Linked DNA regions of Homo sapiens: region 1 is linked to region 2. A link is an interaction called in ENCODE POLR2A ChIA-PET data of the cell type or tissue named here. Cell type or tissue: IMR-90. All regions are shown on one strand. Links, peaks and the distances in the headings refer to the core of each region. The heading gives the core; the rest is flanking DNA. Region 1 holds the start of HOXA11 (homeobox A11). Region 2 overlaps EVX1-AS (EVX1 antisense RNA).

Region 1 (5,363 bases), core at 75-5,074, 53 kb after region 2:
GCCAAGTCAGACGAAGCCTCGGAAAGGCTGGGTCTGTTTTGCTGACCAAATCTCCTTGTTAGCCGTTTCCGCCTGACAAGCCTGGCGCAGGCGTTGGCCTTCTCCTCTCCGGGCGGCCACCTCCAATGCCGCGCGGGGAGCAATGGGGCCCGGCCCTGCAGAGGGCTGCCTGGACCTTGAAGTTTGGAAAAACAAGAAGAGACTGAGCCGGCTCCCTCCCTTCTCTGCAGACACACACGCACCGTCAGGCCGCCGCCACTTCCTGCCTTTGTTTTTCTTCCTCCAAACATTTTTTGGCCTCTTGCATTAGCCGCGGTGGGGCTCTGGGTTGACGATAAAAGGAAATACACTCTGAAGACAGTTTTCTGGAGATGGCCCGCGCTGTGGAGCTCCTGAGAAAGAACAGCTCCTGGGAAGCCAGTCGCCAGGGCCAATGTCACAGCCTTACGCGCGCCGGCCTCTTCAAGAAATGGAACTCGGACTTGGCCTTCCGGGGCGGCTTTAGCCTCAGTCGGGTCTTTCCCAGAGCCCGGTGGGCTAAGCTCGGCTGTTGGACCTCCTGCAAAGCGGAAGAGTCAATCATAGGCTCAGAGCAAAGTCAAAACCAAGGACCCGAAGGTCTGCCTCCCCTTTTTCCCCTAGATTTGGTCTGATCCTCAGAGCTGCGCCCACCCCTCGCCCCAGCCGCCTGCCTGGAGAAACCTTCACATTCACACCGCCAGCATATTCCGAACACGAGGGCAGGAGCGGGCAAAGCTGGGATATTGCGCAGCCTTGGGGAGCTGAGTACCCGTCTCCTATTCCTGCTGGGCAACTAAAAGTGTTCGGCCACTCCAGGCGTTTTCCCTTCTGCTGATATCAAAAACCTTTTCCCTCATCCATCTTCACGGCAGCGCCCCCACACACCCCCTTCCGGGCGGCAAGTCCCTCCGGGCACTCGGCTTCGGTGCAGCCTGCCGAATTGCCCTGCCAGCCGCTCCCGGAGCGCCTTTCTCAGCCCCAGCCTTTTCTCCGGAATTCGCCTTTGTCTCCTGCGGACACCCGTGGGATCCAGCCCTGCCAGCACCCTCTCGGTTCGGCCCTCGAGGAGGACATGGGAGGCAGTGGTTATGCGGAACAGCGCACACCCCCATACCGACCTTTCTGCCGGGACCGCTCTCCCGGACACCAGGGGAAAACCGATCTAATTAAGAGAGGGGCTGCGTGCCGCTGGGGGAGGTGGCCTGGCATCCCCCGCTGGCGGGCCACCACAACCCCGTCTGCTCAGGCACAAGCTGAAGTTGACTGCCAAAACTGCTATAAAACCGCAGGTCTGTCTAGAACTGTTTTCGGTTTTCCTAGACGCCCCCGGGTTCAATTATGGTCTTAAAAGCCCTAATACAAGTGCAAGAATTTGTTTGCCTTCACCCAGGGGCGGGGCGAGCCCCGCAATGGTGGCGCCTTTGTTATGGCAAAGTCACTGAAACCCTTCATGCATTCCTTTTGTTCGAAGGTAGGGGTGGCGTGGACTGGGTGGGCTGCAGAGAGAGAGCTTGGGATAGCCAAAATCAAGCCAGGGAACAGCTCGAATACCGCTGTTTGAAACCTCTCCTTCTGTCTTTTATATTCTGTCTCTAAAAAAGAGATGCTGTGGAGAAACAAACATTTTGCCTTGTTGGTCACTGCTGGAAATAGAAGTTTTTTCGCTGCAGGGCAATTCTGTAAATGTGCTTCCCAGCTTTAGGAGGTCTGAGGCTACTCTTCTCCAATAACCTTCCTTCCCACTGGACCTTCTCACTCACAGCACTGCTGCCCTCTGGACAAGCCACAGTGGACAAATATGTCAAGCTGAAGATGCACAAATAATTTCAAGTTCAGTTCTCAGGGATTCAAAGGACATGAAAATTCTTGTAGCAAATCTTGAATAAAGAGTTCATTAAACCAATGTGTCCAAGTAGCTTGATTTGTGATAAGCAATCCTTGTAAAGGTGGTGGTGGGGGGAGGTGGAGAGCCACATAAACATTAATGCTAATAAATTAGTTTACTCGACTACAGAGTAATTACTTCATATTATTGATATTTACAGCAGGTATTCAAATGCAATGGTAGGCCATTATTTGGAGAAAATACATAATAAGAATATTTCTTTTCCAGTGCAATACACGATTAGATTTGTTATTGAGTCAGTTACAGTCAGCTCAGCAATAAATAAATAAATCGATGTTGACACTTAAATACCAAAGATCTTAGAGTTTATACTCTAAATCTCCCCAAGATATGTAAATAACTTTGGCTATTTCCTGGAGAGGGAAAAACAAAAGGTTATCTTTTTACATATTTTTTTATTTTCCTTCAGCAACATCCCAGATCCTTCCAAGAAGAGAGTTGTTGGGAGGCCTCAGGTCTGGGCCCTTCTCAGCTCCTGGCTCTGCCTGGCTGCTCTGTGCTCTGTGTCCTCTCCTTTCTTTCGCTTCCTCCAAACATTGCTCCTTCAATCCTGCAGGATGGGGAGCATATTTTGCCTTCTTAATTTATTTTTTTTCCTCTTCTCAAGAAAGCTAGACTCAGAGTATTGCTATGGCCTCTCTCTATCCTTAGCACAAACCTAGCTTTTTAAAGACATCCCTGTTTCCCCAGGTGCAGGGAGTTCGGGAAGCACCTCTCCTTTCTCTGGTATTGTATTCCTCCTGTGGAATGAGCAGTAGGAAAGGCACAGAGCTCTCTGAGTTTTTGCCCTGCACATCCCTTGCTTTCACTCTCACACATTGCAAGGAAGGAGAGTAGGAGAGTAGGTGGGTTACCCCTTTCTCAGCCACCTCTCCTTGGCCCTCAGCCCGTCCTTTCCACCTCCATTCTCCCCACACCCCTGGAGCTCTGTAAGCAGCCTGATGGGCCCCCCACGAAGATGCAGCATACCCAGGAGAAGTCTCCTCGGATGTCAGCGCCTCTAAAGCAGCCCAAGGCTTGCCTCAATTGCATGGTTTCCCGAGTCCTCAGCTCCAGAAGACCAGGCAGATGGGTGGACCGGTGAGCAGCAGGGCAGCCCCTGTGCCTCTGTCTCTGCCGAGTCACTCCGAAGCCCGGCAGGCAGCGAGGAGGAGGGAGTTTCTCCAAGGACAGAAGGTGGGATGAAGAGGTAGGCAGGGAAGATGAGGGGAGAGGTGGATCCCGGGTAAGACGAAGGCCCTTCCGGGCCCTGCGGATCAGTGACAAACCGCGGGGAGAAGCCGTTCTGGCTGTTGGCGGTTTAGGGACGGAAGGCACTAAAGCGCTTCGGAAGTGACCATGAATGAGAGAGTGTAATCAAGTCACCGTGCAAATCGGACAAGCCACCAGGCAGGCACATCCACGGCTTCAAACTCTGGCCCCGAAGGGGTTCCGGCTAGGGTCGGAGGCAGAGGCGCTTCCCAGAGCAAGTCTATGGGAGGGGGACTGCGAAGAAGGGGGTGCAAATGCGAGACTCCAGGAGAACAGACTCCGAGACCACAGGCCACACAGCGACGGACTCCCACCTGGCTATCCCCAGTCCAGGGCATCCCTCACCCACCCGGGGAGCTGCGGGTGGGAGGTGGGGACGAGAGTTGAGCTCTCACCGCCCTCTGCACACTCGAGAACGAGGACCCTGCAATTGAGCACAAGCATGCTGCATGGGGGCGCACCCCAGCCTCTCCGCGCGCGCCGGGAGGCCCCCCAGCCAACATGAGTTACACCGGCGATTACGTGCTTTCGGTGAGAACACCGAGTGACGATCTGTTGCTTCCCCTGAGGTGGCTACAAAGAAAGGAAGCCGGGAGGGAGGGGAGAGGAGGAAAAAAAAAAAAGGAAAGGGGGGGGGAAAAGGCCCGGACTAGCTAGCAGCTTGTCAATTTCAACATCGGGTCACATGACCAGCACCTCCCTGCTAAGGATGGGGATAGATTTCCACGTCAGCTTACGTCTCCAAATTTCTACTTCACGGATCCGCTTCAAAGAGGCAGCTGCAGTGGAGAATCATGTTAAGCTCGGCTACTGCGGAGAGCCCAAGGTAGCCCAATAATGGATTTTGATGAGCGTGGTCCCTGCTCCTCTAACATGTATTTGCCAAGTTGTACTTACTACGTCTCGGGTCCAGATTTCTCCAGCCTCCCTTCTTTTCTGCCCCAGACCCCGTCTTCGCGCCCAATGACATACTCCTACTCCTCCAACCTGCCCCAGGTCCAACCCGTGCGCGAAGTGACCTTCAGAGAGTACGCCATTGAGCCCGCCACTAAATGGCACCCCCGCGGCAATCTGGCCCACTGCTACTCCGCGGAGGAGCTCGTGCACAGAGACTGCCTGCAGGCGCCCAGCGCGGCCGGCGTGCCTGGCGACGTGCTGGCCAAGAGCTCGGCCAACGTCTACCACCACCCCACCCCCGCAGTCTCGTCCAATTTCTATAGCACCGTGGGCAGGAACGGCGTCCTGCCACAGGCTTTCGACCAGTTTTTCGAGACAGCCTACGGCACCCCGGAAAACCTCGCCTCCTCCGACTACCCCGGGGACAAGAGCGCCGAGAAGGGGCCCCCGGCGGCCACGGCGACCTCCGCGGCGGCGGCGGCGGCTGCAACGGGCGCGCCGGCAACTTCAAGTTCGGACAGCGGCGGCGGCGGCGGCTGCCGGGAGACGGCGGCGGCAGCAGAGGAGAAAGAGCGGCGGCGGCGCCCCGAGAGCAGCAGCAGCCCCGAGTCGTCTTCCGGCCACACTGAGGACAAGGCCGGCGGCTCCAGTACGTATAAAGGCAGCGCCCTGCGCTTTATGAAAGGGGAGTTGGAAATCTAGCGCAGCACCGCTGTTAAATTTTTATATGCTGTTTTATAAGCATATAAGGTTTATGAAGGGCCTTTAGGTTTCCCCCAACAAAACTTTGTTATAAAAGGCGGGATCACGTGGCGAGTGCTGAAATTGGCCGTGAAATACCCACCGGCCAAGGCATGCCTGCAAAAAAAAACAACTCCCCTTTTCCCTTTTTTCCCTTCTCAGCTCCCAAGCCCAGCAGCTCGACCCCGCTCGGGGCCAGCTCCAGGCTGGGGAGCCGGAGGTGGGCGCCTGTAAATTCCCCCTGCAAGGGCTTCGGGAGCTTTTGATAGCGAGGTAATCCGGAGATTTTTATAAAAGCCATGTGTTGCGCCGGGACTCCAGTCCCGGCCGGGATTCAAAGGCGTCGCTGTTTAACGACGGCGCTAGGAGCGCGTTTAACAGATAAAGTAGCCCGCTTAGCTCTAGCAATATATTAAAAGAACAAATTAACCCAAAGTTGGCCTTTTTGTCCAAAGGAAGCCATTTTCCTCTGGCGTGGTGGCAATTACGTGCCTCCTTCTGCCCAACTGCATGTTATTCACAATTGTTATTCAATCTGTCAAAAGCG
Region 2 (5,363 bases), core at 111-5,110:
AAGAGGTTTTTCGAATGAAGAGGCGCCAGGAATGCGGCCCCTGCTGTGGCAGTACTGGAGGCCCCTACTTGGGAGAAGGCAGTAGCTTTCACCGCGCTATTTTGGGCAGGGGTTCAGCCTCCCCGAGTACAAAAAGGTTGGGGTTCATAGAGGTTTGACTCATAAGGTCCTCTCCCAAGTCCCTGCCTAGGGGCAGTGGTACCTGTCTCCAAAAGTGGATGGCGTTTGAGGTAGAAGAGAGTGAAGTCGCTGAAAATGCCCTAAAACAGCAAGTAAGTAGGGACTCTGATGAAGGGCTGGAGGTGGGGGCAGGGGTTGTGGAACTTAATATCTGGAAGCTGCCATAGGCCTCTCTTGGCTCCTCTCCCAGGGAAGAAGCTGGTATAAAACTCCTTCAAACTGACCCTTTTTGAGCTCCAAGCAAGTGTGCTGGGGCCAGGTGGGTGGGCTGAGTCTATCCCCACATTGCTGAGAGCAGGAGGTGGGCACCTTCTATGCTCAACCCCCCTTTCTCCGCCTCCTCCCGAAGAGCTTCTAGCCCTAGGCAGCCAGCTGCAAAGGGCAGCCCAGCACCTCCCTCCTTTCTGTGTCCCTAGCAAAGCCCCAGCTTTTACAGGTAAGTCCTCTTCCGTGACCTTTTTATCTGTTATCTCCTACTTTTCTCTCCTCCTTTTTCTCTTTCTGTATTCTTCTCCTTCTTTGCTTCTCTCCTCCATCTTCCTATCCATAGGGTTAAGGAAGGTAGAGGAAGTAAGGGGTCCAAAGAAAGACAAAGTTTCCTCTTCACTCCGGCTTTCCACTTCTCTTTCAGTCTAAGACGATGTTCATTAATCTTGCCTGGGGGCGGAGGCAGCGGGATCCGGAAGGTAGTGTCCACATAGATATTTCTACTCCTTGGGACTCCTGAAGCCACTATATGCTGAGCACTGCTAGCCCCAAAATCCAGGGAAATGTTTTAGAGGTGAGAGGATCAATTGGGAGTGAGGGGAGTCAAATCCTAGAACCTTTTCCTGCCTTGGAGAGCTGTCCAGGTATTCTATCTTTCTCTGTCCTCCCTACCAGCAGCCACAGCCTGAGGGAGCACCTGGCTTGCTCTCTTTCCTGTCAATGGCAAGCCCCCTGGGCATCTGTCTTAGAGCTTCCAAGGTTGCCTACTCTCTATAGGGCCCTCCAGCACTGGGCCTTTGAGGTGCCCACCCTCCTTTCCTCCTTGAGCGCTTAACCTTCTCGTGAGTAGCCTGCTGCCCCCATCTCCTGGGGGCTGGGTCCTCAGAGGGACTCCTGGCTCCCCACCCCGCCCCCAGCTCTGCATTCAATGGGAATCCTCTGTTTGATCCGCTTTTCTTCTGGGTGAGATGAAAGCCGAGTAGGAGTGAGAGATCAAGGAGTGCCACTTAGTCTGCTTCCTGGGTCGGGCCCTACGGAGCAGGGCTTACATCCCGCGGAGAGGGCTGGATGGAGCTGAGGACCGGCTTTTCAGAGGGAGGTTGCCTCCCTTGGGCTCCAGATCTGAAGCTTCAGGGACACATCCCCTCAGCCCAAAGCCTTCCCCAGCCCTCTCCCGACTTCTGCCCCGCTCTTTCAAAGCTGACTGGCCAGTCTTAGGAGCCTAGGGAACCACACCCACCCCCGCCCCTTTCCACCGGCGCATTAGGGGGAAAACGTTTTAACCAAATGTCACTTCTTCCAAAAGCATCCTTTCATCAACCTCACATTAAGAGCGGTTGGGTTTTTAAAGGAAAGAAGACAAAAAAAGAGAGGACTGGATAAGAACACTGTTTTGGTTTTTTGGGCGGTGAATGTGGGGGGAGTATTTAATAACATCGTTATCACTGTGTCGTGAAGGTTATTCGCGGCACGGCTCGAGAAGGAAGGTAAATTCCGAGAGCAAGTGAAGCCCTGCACAACCCCATTAAGCCTGGGCAATCCCATGACAGCGGAGAGGGGGTGATAGCAGCTGAGGTGGAGGCCGCTCCAGGCCCGGCGGCTTCTCATTTCTCGCGGCGGGGGACACCCATCCCCCACCTGCCACACGGCAGGCCCCCCGTCCCTTCCCCCGCTGGGGCGACGGGCTCCGGTCCAGCCGGCTCCTCTCGGATTGAAATTCTCCGGACTTCAAAAGCTCCCAGCTTGGCTTCCGCCGGGGCTGGGCTGGCCTGGCCCGGGCCGGAGGGGGGTGGGTGGGAACCCCGGGGAGGCGACGGAGATAAGATGCGCGGGTCGTTTTAAATGGAATCGGAAGCCGGGCATAGGCCCCCAGACGCGCGGGTCAGCTGGAACAGCTTCGCTCCTGAAGAAAACCGGGCTCGGAAAAGCGGCGCGTGTGGGGCCTGCCTCCGCAGTCTGCCCGCCCGGCTCGGGGGAGATGGCCCGCGGCCCCGATCACCCTCCCCAGCCTGCAGCGGGCCTTTCAACGGCGACAGGGCCCCGAGAAGGGAGAGAGCGAGGAGTCCTGAGCCGGGGGCCAGGAGCTGGCTTGTCGGCTCAGGTGTCGGTGAAAATGTGATCAGGAAAAAAATGTTTTCGCTTCTCTTTGGTTAAAAAGTAAGAACAAAGGGAGCTTCCTTCTAAACAATAAGCGTGGTCTGGCTGTCGTGAATATTAGTCTTGGGCCCTCCGTCATCTTCCAGGCCGTGGTGGGGGCGCCAGACTGCTGGGTCCTCGCGGTGGGGACAGCCGGAGGTGGGTGGTTCTGGGACCCGCTTCCCCCTTCTGCCTTGGCAGCTGCTGATGCCCTTTTGGGAACCTAGTGCCACTGCTGGGTGCACCCCTGGGGAATAAGGTCGAGTGGATCTCACACTTGCAGGTAGATGAGGGTTGACCACTCCTGTCACCTCCTTGCACTGCAGTGGAATCTGCTGAGAAAGTCGGTGGCAGCTGTGTAACTGTGGCAGGCACCGTGGAACACTTTCTCCTTCAGACAGGGGGAAACTGCGGCTTCTGGAACTCTGATTTTGAAGAGTGCCCCCTCCTCTCCACCCTCCTGGAATGGAGGGCCAGGTCCTGGGAGGCAGCTGACCCTGCTGCACTCCTGCCTGTACACCTGTCTGCCTGGGCTCCTTAAGGCCAGCCTGGTAGCTTCCTGGCCCTGTGCTAAGGATGTCTGGTCCACATCCCCATTCCCACCACTGGCCCATCCTAGGGCTGGAGGACCCAGGGTGAGACTGGCAGCTGAAGACCTCCCCAAGCTCAAGGTTTGCTGCCACCTCAGCCACTGACTGGAAGGGCCCAGTGCAGTTTGTGTCCAAGAGCAATTCTCCAACACCCAAGCACCCAAAGGCTCAGACATCTCCCTCCTCAACCCTAGCAGAGATGCTATGGATTCTTCTTCTTCATTATTGTCCTGAAGTTTGCTTTTATTACAAAGAACATCAACACCCATTTCTCATTTAATCTAACAATCTCATTTAATTTAACAGTCCTTTAAAAGGCCTCAAGAGTCCACAGTGCATTTTTTCCTACAGTTGTAGAATGACTAGTGGTCTTGACTCAGATAGCTAGGTCAGGGCTGAGTGTCAAACCAAGCTCAGTCTCCCTTCCAAGGCCATGTCCCTCCCTGGCCTTCAGGGATGCCTCAACCCCCAGCAATGCTTTAACTCTCCATAAGGCAACCCTCCACAAAGCCTCAGCCTTTACTGGGGTTTAGGCAGGTCTGTGGGCCTCTCAGAGAGTGTCCCTCCTGCCCTTAGAAGCACCTGCATGGCTGGAAGGCTCAGGGCCCACACAGCTGGATGGACTAGTCCTCACCCTGCCACCCCCATCCCTCACCCACACCACACATACTTTTCCAGGAGGGCAAAGAGAAATCCCTCTTAGAAGTCTGGAGTTCCCACATGATAAGAGCAGTCACTGCTCTAAGCGTTTCACATGTATTAGCTCTCCAGCCTCACAACAGGCTCTGAGGAAGACAGCATGAATCATCTCTATTTTGTGGCTGAGAAACCCAAAGCACAGACAGAAAGCTGATGTGTAAATGAGCATCAGGATTCAACCCCTCCCTCCAGCTCAAAGGCCACTTTCACAATTTGAGAATTAGGAAGGTGCTAAGCATTGCCTTCTGAGACTTCTCTTCCAAAAATTTATCTTGTGATTTTTTGTGACCAAGGCCTCTTCTCTACCTCATTTCTAGATTAACTCATGGAGGGGGTTGGGAGAGCCACCCTCAGGAATGTAGGGTAGGAGAACTGCTCTGCCGAAGCATGTGGGAAGGGTCTCAGGGCCTGAGGCCAGAATGTCAGAAATATCAGTGCAGCTGCTGATCCTGGAGACCCTAAGAGACAAAGCCCAGTCCCTCTCTGACCATTGCAATCCACTGAGGCCCTGAGAACATTTCTGGAAAGGAGCAGGACTCACCAAGGTCACCCAGGCAGTTTTAACCTCTTAGGTATGGCCCCTTCACATAGCCATCAGCCCTCTTCCCACGAAAATGCAGAGGCAGAGAAGTTGGCCTTCAGTTCCCAGATCCCCCACACCCTTGGAGCCACCATACTCCAGGCACAATTCCCTGAGCCATTTCATAGAGTACCCTTTACCAGGGTATTTTCCCTTACATGGCTGCTACCCCCTTCAAATTGACCTCCAGGATTGATTGGTCCAAGGGGCAAAACCCAAGAGTCTGGCCAGGCCTGGTCACACCTGCAACCTGGCTGGGGACATCCTTTATGTTCTGCATGTGCCTCCATCCAAACCTCTAGGCTCTGGACCTGCATCAGGGAGAGAATCACCCCGCTGGGGTTTCTCCTGTAAAAGACAGGACTCGGCTTGGGCTGACCTTCCTTTGGGATAAAGGAAACCCAGAGTCCAGGGAACTGTCCTGTTATTATCACTGTATTACAACATTGCTTCATTTACATTATTGAGAAGAGATTGGAGTGGGGTCAGGGGAGGATATGTTTTCAGGATCTTTTGTTTGTTTTTAATAGATTTTGTCCAGGCACAAATCCTTTCCAAGCACTGGGCTATCCAAGGGCCAGACAAACCTGACCACCTTGCTCCCCCTACTCCCAGTCCCCTGCCATGGGGCACCATCTCCACCCTCTTCCACCCCTGCACTGTAAGAGGGAACCTGCCCACTGCAGCGCCTGTCAGGGCCACCCAACAAGGGCAATGCAGGACCACAAATCTGGGTGGAGGCATCATTTCGGGCTGTGGAGTAGTAGAGGACAACTCGATGGTCCCAAAATTCTTCCTCCAGGGTGCGGGTGTCTCTCTGTCTCTGTGTGCTCTCTGACCCTGTGTCTCTCTCAGTTCCCAAGCTGAGGAGGCCAAAGCCCCTTCCCCTCTCCTGGGCCCGGAAGACGGAAGACTCGGTGGCGCCTAATAAGGAGTAGAGGAGTCGGTTTACCAGGTGTGGGATGAGAGAA

What was found. Peaks named below come from ENCODE experiments on the same cell type or tissue, not always from the same donor. Only the 100,000 strongest peaks of a DNase experiment are listed, where the experiment ranks them.
Region 1: POLR2A ChIA-PET joins it to region 2 with 5 read pairs; 2 of 35 experiments call an interaction of 5 or more read pairs at or near these places.

Annotation. Positions count from the first base shown.
Region 1 is chr7:27,183,797-27,189,159 of GRCh38, reverse strand. HOXA11 (homeobox A11) reads left to right here and starts at 3,928. Exons shown (of 2, transcript NM_005523.6): 1 at 3,928-4,724. The coding sequence starts at 4,016. HOXA11-AS (HOXA11 antisense RNA) reads right to left here and starts at 3,752. Exons shown (of 2, transcript NR_002795.2): 1 at 2,897-3,752; 2 at 1-559. RefSeq lists enhancers at 2,801-3,682, 4,565-5,363. In IMR-90, for the core only: no CTCF peak of the experiment used is centred there; no DNase peak of the experiment used is centred there; H3K4me3 peaks cover 980 bases; H3K27me3 peaks cover 4,657 bases.
Region 2 is chr7:27,236,458-27,241,820 of GRCh38, reverse strand. It overlaps EVX1-AS (EVX1 antisense RNA), which reads left to right. Exons shown (of 4, transcript NR_120507.1): 3 at 180-272; 4 at 371-392. Among named protein-coding and RNA genes, the nearest start is that of EVX1, 3.7 kb to the left of the region's middle. In IMR-90, for the core only: no CTCF peak of the experiment used is centred there; no DNase peak of the experiment used is centred there; H3K27me3 peaks cover 5,000 bases.